2 separate regions of the Homo sapiens genome follow, and region 2 is linked to region 1. A link is an interaction called in ENCODE POLR2A ChIA-PET data of the cell type or tissue named here. Cell type or tissue: PC-9. All regions are shown on one strand. Links, peaks and the distances in the headings refer to the core of each region. The heading gives the core; the rest is flanking DNA. Region 1 overlaps PAK2 (p21 (RAC1) activated kinase 2). Region 2 overlaps SENP5 (SUMO specific peptidase 5).

Region 1 (4,395 bases), core at 226-4,225:
TGAGAGTCCGGGCCACTTACAGACTCCCAGGAGAGTGCTGTAAAGCGTTGCAACCATCGGCCTCAACTAGCCAAGGAAGCTTGCATTTATTTAGTATAGATTAATTGACAAAGGCTTGAGTCAACACACCTGTGGGTAATTCACCTGGTCGCCCCCACCCTGGAGAGGGCCATCTTGCCCACCAATGATCAAAGGTTAGTCTTAGGACCACATGAGTAAACAAGCTCTTTAGATAAACTACTTTATATTCCTTTGTATCTGTACCTTAAGCTCTCTGGCTCCTGAAAAGAGAATCTGGCTACCTTCAGCCAAACTTTGAAGCTATGCAAAACTCCCCGGCCTTCCAAGCAGGTTTGCTTTTTTCTATTCCTATAATTTCTTCTGCCATCCTGACTGAACCCCCACATCTACATAAATTTATTGTGATTGGCCCTCTATTTCTGGGCTTCTAGAGTCGTTATATAAGAGTATTAAAGACATTCTGTTGGTATAGCAATATCTTTCCAGCACATTGTTCAATTCCAGACATGCTTTAGTATCTTTTTGTTTTAGACACTGTTTCTAATATCCTTTCCTTTTCCCATTGAGACTATTAAAATACAGAGAGTACCTGTATGTGTGTTATGTAAAAACAAATGGCATTGAACAGATTTTTAGGATTTTATGTTTATTTTGAATGATCTAATGTGGCTCTATCTCAAGTTCTGCTTAATCGTTTTTGTGTTTTTCCTTTAACTTTTTACTCTATACTCCTATCATATATGAAACTTTAATATATTTCTCTAAACTCTTAACGTTTCCAAGTTGAAGAATATGACTAGGCCTTAGACACAACAGGAACCAGGAATACTCTTGCTAGATATGTTATCTCTCACCCTTCTTTTTATATTTTTTTCTTATTTTATATTTCTTATTTCAGAATGTTTTTTCTTTATGTGTTAAGAAATATAATTCCTGGGCCGGGCGTGGTGGCTCACGCCTGTAATCCCAGCACTTTGGGAGGCCGAGGCAGGTGGATCACGAGGTCAGGAGATCAAGACCATCCTGGCTAACAAGGTGAAACCCCGTCTCTACTAAAAATACAAAAAGTTAGCCAGGCGTGGTGGCGGGCCCCTGTAGTCCCAGCTACTCGGGAGGCTGAGGCAGGAGAATGGCGGGAACCCAGGAGGCGGAGCTTGCAGTGGAGCTGTGATCGCGCCACCGCACTCCAACCTGGGCGACAGAGCGAGACTCCGTCAAAAAAAAAAAAAAAGAAATAGAATTCCTGGGCTCAGTTTCTTACAACTTCAGACACTAGTGATAGACTGATTCTCAGGGAGCCGAGTCTGGCTTAGCTGCTCAGGTGGCTGCCCCTGCACCAGTTGCTGGAGGGTGTGTGGGAAGCTGTGCTGACCTGGCTTGAGTTAGGTGCCCACCTCGGACCAGTCATCTGTGACCATAGTCGTGTAAGAAAATGGCATCTTTCCCAACTATCTGCATAGAGGAAAGGTGAGGGAAGTTTCCAAAAGTAGGATGCTGAGCAGATTTTTTTAAAAGAAAGAACACATATAATCATAGTACATTAAATTGTAAACTACTAGTTTATCGTTAACTAATAAATAATTTCTCCTGTATGTAGGGTATTCCGTTAGAAGCCAAGGGACATAAAGAAATGTTGAGTGCACGACCTCAAATTACTCAAAGTCTAGTGAAAATTGAGAGAGAGGTAATTTATGATAGACGTATTAATAATTGTGTTTCAGTAAAGAGAATCCAGGCTTAACAGTTTCCTTTCCCTCTGCTCCTGTCCATAACCAGCATTCCCTTCCCTCTCACTGTGACCAGATCTCTTTTAAGTTACATGCCTAGAGAGGAGATGGACATTTGAGCATAAATCCCTCATTACTAGTTAAATAAGTATTATTGTGTTTCCTACCAATACTAAACTAGTAGTATCTTTGTAAACAAAGAAGAGCATACGGTAACATTTCCAGTCTTATATGTATAGACTTATCAAACAGCATGATTTTTAACTCTTTGATATTAGAAGAATCTTCTGGTTAAACACAGCATGTTGACCACATACAGAAGCATTCTATTTACTCTCCCTCCCAAGACCCAACTAAAATGACAGAAAAAAATATATATATATACACACACACACACACGGTCAAAGAGAAAAAGAGAGGAGACAGTATTGTGAAAGAGGCTTCAGTACACATTTGGAAGGCAGAAGTGGTGGAAAATTGGCACCTGACTCAGCAGGACAGAGAAACACATAACCTAAGCGTTTGCAGAGGGGAATCTGTGAGAAGGGAAACAAGTTTCCCTTGTAGAAATTCTGGAAGCTCAAGATTTAGAGGCACACGACACTGTGTCGGAGTGGGGGTAGGATGCACTACACATGCTGAGGAGAAGGGGGATTAGTTGAAAATCAACATCGAAAGTGTCAAAGGCCCCCCAGGACTCCTCCTTTACACCCCACACATCCATGTAAGTGTTATCCCCATCCTCCGGAAGGAAAAAAGAATAAACTGGGATTTACATTTATTTCCAGAGAATTTAAACCACAGAAGCCTCTGTTCTTATCAGGGGAGTCAGGAAAAGTTGAAGCACCAGAATAAAGCAGGTGACTTCATGCAAGTCAGCATTTTCAACTCCTTTCCCCATCCTGCTTTCAGAATACCTGCAGCCTGACTCACAGCCTCAGACAGGAGATTGGAAGATTTTTCTCTGGATAAACAATGGCCTGGGGAAAAAAATACTTTAGGTACCTTGCATGCATGCTGTCCTTATCTTTAGTGTTAAGGTTGGCTTAACTCCCAGTTAGCTTTTTAATACTTTCTATATGAGTAGACAGTACAGGATCACCCGACATTTATGAAAAACCCTTTATAAATGAGAGGGAGAGTCCAAAACAATAGGGATAAAAACAGGAACTTAAAAGAAATAGACAGTGTAAGGAGAAAAAAAACCCCAAACTGCAGCCTGTGCATACACACATACTGTATAATCGTCAAAGAGAGGAGATAGAGGAATCCATGAAACAAGAAAAGAGTTCGCAGAGAAAGAATGATCAGAGAACAATGGAAAACAGTTCTTGGAATATCAACATTTAAAATTACCAAAACAAACAAAAGATAGCAATAGAAAGAAGAGTGGAAGATAATCAAGAAAATTCTCCCTGCTGGAGCGGTGGCTCACACCTGTAATCCCAGCACTTTGGGAAGCCAAGGTGGGTGGATCACTTGAGATCAGAAGTTCGAAACCAGCCTGGTCAACATGGTGAAATCCCATCTCTACTAAAAATACAAAAATTAGCTGGGCTCGGTGGCGTACACCTGTAATCCCAGCTACTCAGGAGGCTGAGGCAGGAGAATCACTTGAACCTGGGAGGCGGAGGTTGCAGTGAGCCAAGATTGCGCCATTGCACTCCAGCCTGGGCAACAGTGCAAGACTCTGTCTCAAATAAAAAAAGAAAAGAAAATTCTCTCAAAGAATTAAACAGAAATACAAAGATGGAAAATATGAGAGAAAAGATAACAGTTAAAAGATCTGACTAATGACAATTAAGTGGAGGACATAGTGACTTCTAGCTCTAAAATGGTGGTGTAGAAGCACACTGGCTTCACTCACTCTGCCCTGCCACCACAGAAAACCAAGAACATACAGCACTAAGATGATCACCAGCAACATCCAAGAACTCAGATATGAGAAGGAGACAGTTCCCAGGGGCACAGAGAAATGAAAGAACTCCAGGCATGCTGTAAGAATCGGACTTCCGTATCTGCAACACCCGTTCCCCCTGTCCGCCTGGCGCCAAGTGTGGGAAAATCTCCCCCAATTCACAGTGTCTACACAGGAAAAAGTGAGATTGAAGAAGACAGCCACCTTCTCCACCATCTTGGGTTCCCTGGCAGGAGGCCTGTCCCTGCCTTAGCCCACAGGTGGCATAGGGAGAGCTACCCTGAGGACAGCCAGAGGCAGAGGAGGGAGGCGGGATTACTGTTCCCAGCCTTGGAAACCCTGCTGTATAACTCAGCCAAAGGGGATGCCAAATAGAGCAGCTGTTCAGCAACACCATGTTGTAGGAGGTTTATTCCACAGGACCCTTGGCAGGAACCCTGAGCCACCCTTCCTGTACTGCTACCAGAATATCCCCTTGGGGACTCCTCTCTCCCATTTAGGATGGGCTGCACTCTGCTAGAACCCAGGCAAACCTGGGCTTATGGTGCCATTTAGTGCTGGAAAGGAGGCAGCAACCTAGGCTCGGGGGTGAGGAAAAGAAAGAAAATCAACAGGTAAATTACAGAGACTCTCTAAGCAAACATATCCAATAAAAACCAGACTAAATATCCTCATACTTCTTTGAAAAATGGCTTAAAATTTTCCAAATTTAATGAAAACTGTAAACCC
Region 2 (4,395 bases), core at 128-4,127, 82 kb after region 1:
CCTGACCTGTTTTGAGGTATTGTTCTTTAGATTGCTTTCCTCCCTGCAAGCTTGAGATTTAACTTTTTTTTTTTTTTTTTTTTTGGAGACGGAGTCTCGCTCTGTTGCCCAGGCTGGAGTGCAGTGGCGTGAACTTGGCTCACTGCAACCTCCACCTCCCAGGTTCAAGCAATTGTCCTGCCTCAGCCTCCCAAGTAGCTGAGATTACAGGCACATGCCACCATGCCCGGCTAATGTTTGTATTTTAGTAGAGACGGGGTTTCTCCATGTTGGTCAGGCTGGTCTTGAACTCCTGACCTCAGGTGATTCGCCTGCCTCGGCCTCCCAAAGTGCTGGGATTACAGGCGTGAGCCACCGCGCCCGGCCCCAGCCGAGACTTAACGTCTTTAGATCTTTAAGTCAATCCACATTCCAACTTTCAAAATGTTTTTGCTGTTGTTCGGTGTTCCATTTTGTGTACATATGCTTTAAAAAAACAAAAGCCCTTCAGGTTTATGTATTTCACTGTAGGTAAATTATATCTTTAAAAAATTAAGTTAAAAAATTCTTGGCAGCCGGGCGTGGTGGCTCACGCCTGTAATCCCAGCACTTTGGGAGTCTGAGGCGGGTGGATTGCGAGGTCAGGAGATCAAGACCATCCTGGCTAACACGGTGAAACCCCATCTCTACTAAAAATACAAAAAATTAGCCGGGTGTGGTGGCGGGCGCCTGAAGTCCCAGCTACTCGGGAGGCTGAGGCAGGAGAATCCTTGAACCTGGGAGGCGGAGCTTGCAGTGAGCTGAGATGTGCCACTGCACTATAGCCTGGGTGACATAGTGAGACTCCATCTCAAAAAACAAAACAAAACAAAAAACATAATTTAATTTTAATTAGTTATTTAGGAATGGGTCTTGCTGTGTTGCCCAGGTTGGTCTCAAATTCTTGACCTCAAAGGATCCTTCTGCCTCAGCCTCTTGAGTAGCTGGGATTATAGACATGCACCATGGTGCCTGGCTGGTTTTTTCTTTTAAAAAATTAATTTATTGGCTCACACCTGTAATCTTAGGTACTCAGAAGGCTAAGTCAGGAGGATTACTTGATTGAGCCTGGGAGTTTGGGGCTTCAGTGAGCCATGGCTGACAGAATGAGACCTTTTTTTTTTAAAAAAAAAAAAAGATAAAGGACAATTTTTTTATTCTTAATGAAGTTTTAAGAGGGAATGATGGTAAAATGTGTCTGCTTAATCTGCAGTCTTTATCCAGAAGTAAAGTGCTTCATCAGAATTTAAACATGTATAAGAATCTCCACTAAAAAAATGTTTGAGCTTTACCCAGGCTTCTTGAACAATTTTTATATATCGCCTTTTTTGTTCCACCTTGGTTTTTGTCCTTTCCATTGTACTAAAATTTCTCCTGCAAATGTCAAGAGAATTCAGTGAACACTTTTAATCCTTATCTTGCTCGACTTCTCAACAACCTTTAACTGACCATTTCCCTCTTTTTAGAAACCTGTTCTAGCTTTGCTGATACCACCTTTACCTGATTTTTGACCTTATCTCCCTGGTCATTTTTTTTCACTTTCCTTTGCTTAGTCTTTCTTTATTTCTTAAATCCTGGAGTTCCAGCTGGGCACACCTGTAATCCCAGCACTTTGGGAGGCTGAGTTGGGTGGATCACCTGAGGTCAGAGGTCGAGACCAGCCTGACCAACATGGAGAAACCCGGTCTCTACTAAAAATACAAAATTGGCTGGGCGTGGTGGCGCATGCCTGTAATCCCAGCCACTTGGGAGCCTGAGGCAGGAGAATTGCTTGAACCCGGGAGGCGGAGGTTGCAGTGAGCTGAGATCGTGCCATTGTACTCCAGCCTGGGCAACAAGAGTGGGAAAAAAAAAAAAATTCCTAGAGTTCCTTGGGCTATTGCCCTAGGGTACATTCTCTCATTCTCTTCTACCTTTTACAAATTCTTTCTAGGTGATCTTATCATTTTCTATAGCTTTGGTTACTCTAAGCTGAAAACTGGAATTCACATGATGTCCTCTTTTCAGAATTCTTGAACTGTATATCTAGCTGTATATATCCACTTGGACTTCTAATGGTCATCTCAAATTGAACATGTGAAAGACTAAAGGCATAGTCAGTATAACCTTCCCCTAATCGATCTCCGTCTGTGTTTCGTATCAGTGATACCACTATCTACCTAGTAGCTGATACTGGAACATTTACCCCCAACAGATAGGCTTTTGACAAATGACAAGTCCTGTCATTTCTGTGTCCTGAAGATTGATTCACTTTGCTACATCCTCCCAGTTTTTCTCTTAATCCAAGAAGCTGTCCCACTGTATCTGCATTGATTTACCTGTAACAGATTCCTAATGGGTTTCTTCTGCTGTGGCCTTCTCCTTGCCATTCTGCACATTGCAGGTAGAATGATTTTTTTCAAGAATATGAATCAGATCTTTGTCTTTCAGTGGCTTCACACCAACCTTATGTTAAGTGTCAGCATCGTGAATTTAGCTCTTCTGTTCCTCATCTACCCCTTCCGTGCCTCTAAGTGTTACTGAAGTTCTTTCCATTCCTTGAAATACTGAATTCCCTCTCTTTCCTAGGAACTCTTGCTCATCATTTGTCTCAGCTGAAAAATAATTTCTTCAGAGAAAAAATAATTTCTTCAGAGAGGTGTTTCCTGACCCTTTTGCCAGATATTTCCATTGTACCCTGAATTTGACTTTTTTTAATTTTTATTTTATTTTTTTATTTTTTTGAGACAGGGTCTTGCTCTGTCACCCAAACTAGAGTACAGTGGTGTGATCATAGCTCAGTGAAACTTTGACCTCCCATGCCCAAGCGATCCTTCCACCTCACCCTCCTGAGTAGATGGGAACACAGGCATGTACCACCACTTTTGGCTATTTTTTTTGGAGACAGGATCTCCCTGTGTTGCCCAGGCAGGTGATCTTGAAATCCTGGGCTCAAGCGATACTCCACCTCTGCCTCCCAAAGTGCTGGGATTACAGGCATAAGCCACCATGCCTGGCCAATATTGGCAGTATACCATAGTAAGCGTTTATTTGAATTACATGTTTATTTCATATTAAGAAGTTTGTTTATATAGAAGTGATTTTTCCACTGATAAAGTAAAATATGATATTCTAAACTAGAGGTTCCCAAACTTTCTCTGTTTACACCCTCCTTAATATATTTTTTACATGTCCCTAAGCTTAACAGTTTGATTTATTAAATAATTAGGTTCAGACAGCTTAAGAAGTATTTATGGGCCAGGCGCTGTGGCTCACGCCTGTAATTCCAGCAGGCGGATCATGAGGTCAAGAGATCGAGACTATCCTTGCTAACACAGTGAAACCCCTTCTCTACTAAAAATACAAAAAAAATTAGCCGGGCCTGGTGGCGGGCGTCTATAGTCCCAGCTAGGCTGAGGCAGGAGAATGGCGTGAACCCGGGAGGCGGAGCTTGCAGTGAGCCGAGATTGCGCCACTGCACTCCAGCCTGGGCGACAGAGCGAGATTCTGTCTCAAAAAAAAAAAAAAAAAGAAAAGAAAAAAGTATTTATGTTCTTTCAACCTAATTGACATCTAAGAAATACACAAATTGGAAGACAAAGTCAGATAGATGTGATGGCTCGTGTCTATAATCTCAGCTCTTTCGGTGGGCGGATCACTTGAGTCCAGGAGTTTAAGACCAGTCTGGGCAACATAGACCGTATTTCTACAAAAAAAAAAAAAAAAATTGCCAGGCGTGGTGGTGTGTGTCTGCTGTAGTCCCAGCTACTCAGGAGGCTGAGGGAGGATTGCTGGAGCCTGGAAAGTTGGGGCGAGCTCTGATTGCACCAGTGCACTCCAGCCTGGGTGACAGAGTGAGACACTCTCAAAAAAATAAGAAAGAGAAAGACAAAATTACATTTTGATTTCATTCTTAAATAACCACAGTTATTTACCGTATATACTTGTTGGGCACTACAAAACCCAAACCGTGGAATCATATTGGACTCTGCCACCCACATTGCTTACTTTTTAATTAAAACAAATTTGCTTTTGGCTGGGCATGGAGGCTCATGCCTATAATCCCAGCACTTTGGGAGGTTGAGGTGGGAAGATCGTTTGAGGCCAGGAGTTCAAGACCAGTCTGGGCAACATAGTGAGACCCCATCTTACTACCTTATTTTATTTTTTTTAATTTTTAATTTTAAATATTTATTTAGAGATGGAGTCTCACTGTGTCACCCAGGCTGGAGTGCAGTGGCATGATCTTGGCTCACTGCAGCCTCCACTCCCTGGTTGAAGCGATTCTTCTGCCTCAGGCTCCTGAGAAGCTGGCCATTACTGGTGCCCACCACCACACACGGCTAAGTTTTGTATTTTTAGTAAGAGACAGGGTTTCACCATGTTGGCCAGGCTGGT

Evidence for each region. ChIA-PET counts read pairs that join two places held together with the same protein. Peaks named below come from ENCODE experiments on the same cell type or tissue, not always from the same donor. Only the 100,000 strongest peaks of a DNase experiment are listed, where the experiment ranks them.
Region 2: POLR2A ChIA-PET joins it to region 1 with 17 read pairs; 9 of 35 experiments call an interaction of 5 or more read pairs at or near these places.

Annotation. Positions count from the first base shown.
Region 1 is chr3:196,790,686-196,795,080 of GRCh38, forward strand. All of the region lies in intron 2 of PAK2 (p21 (RAC1) activated kinase 2), which reads left to right. Among named protein-coding and RNA genes, the nearest start is that of PAK2, 53 kb to the left of the region's middle. In PC-9, for the core only: no CTCF peak of the experiment used is centred there; DNase peaks (open chromatin) are centred at 2,276 and 2,706; H3K4me3 peaks cover 1,820 bases; H3K27ac peaks cover 4,000 bases.
Region 2 is chr3:196,873,007-196,877,401 of GRCh38, forward strand. All of the region lies in intron 1 of SENP5 (SUMO specific peptidase 5), which reads left to right. Among named protein-coding and RNA genes, the nearest start is that of SENP5, 7.3 kb to the left of the region's middle. In PC-9, for the core only: no CTCF peak of the experiment used is centred there; no DNase peak of the experiment used is centred there.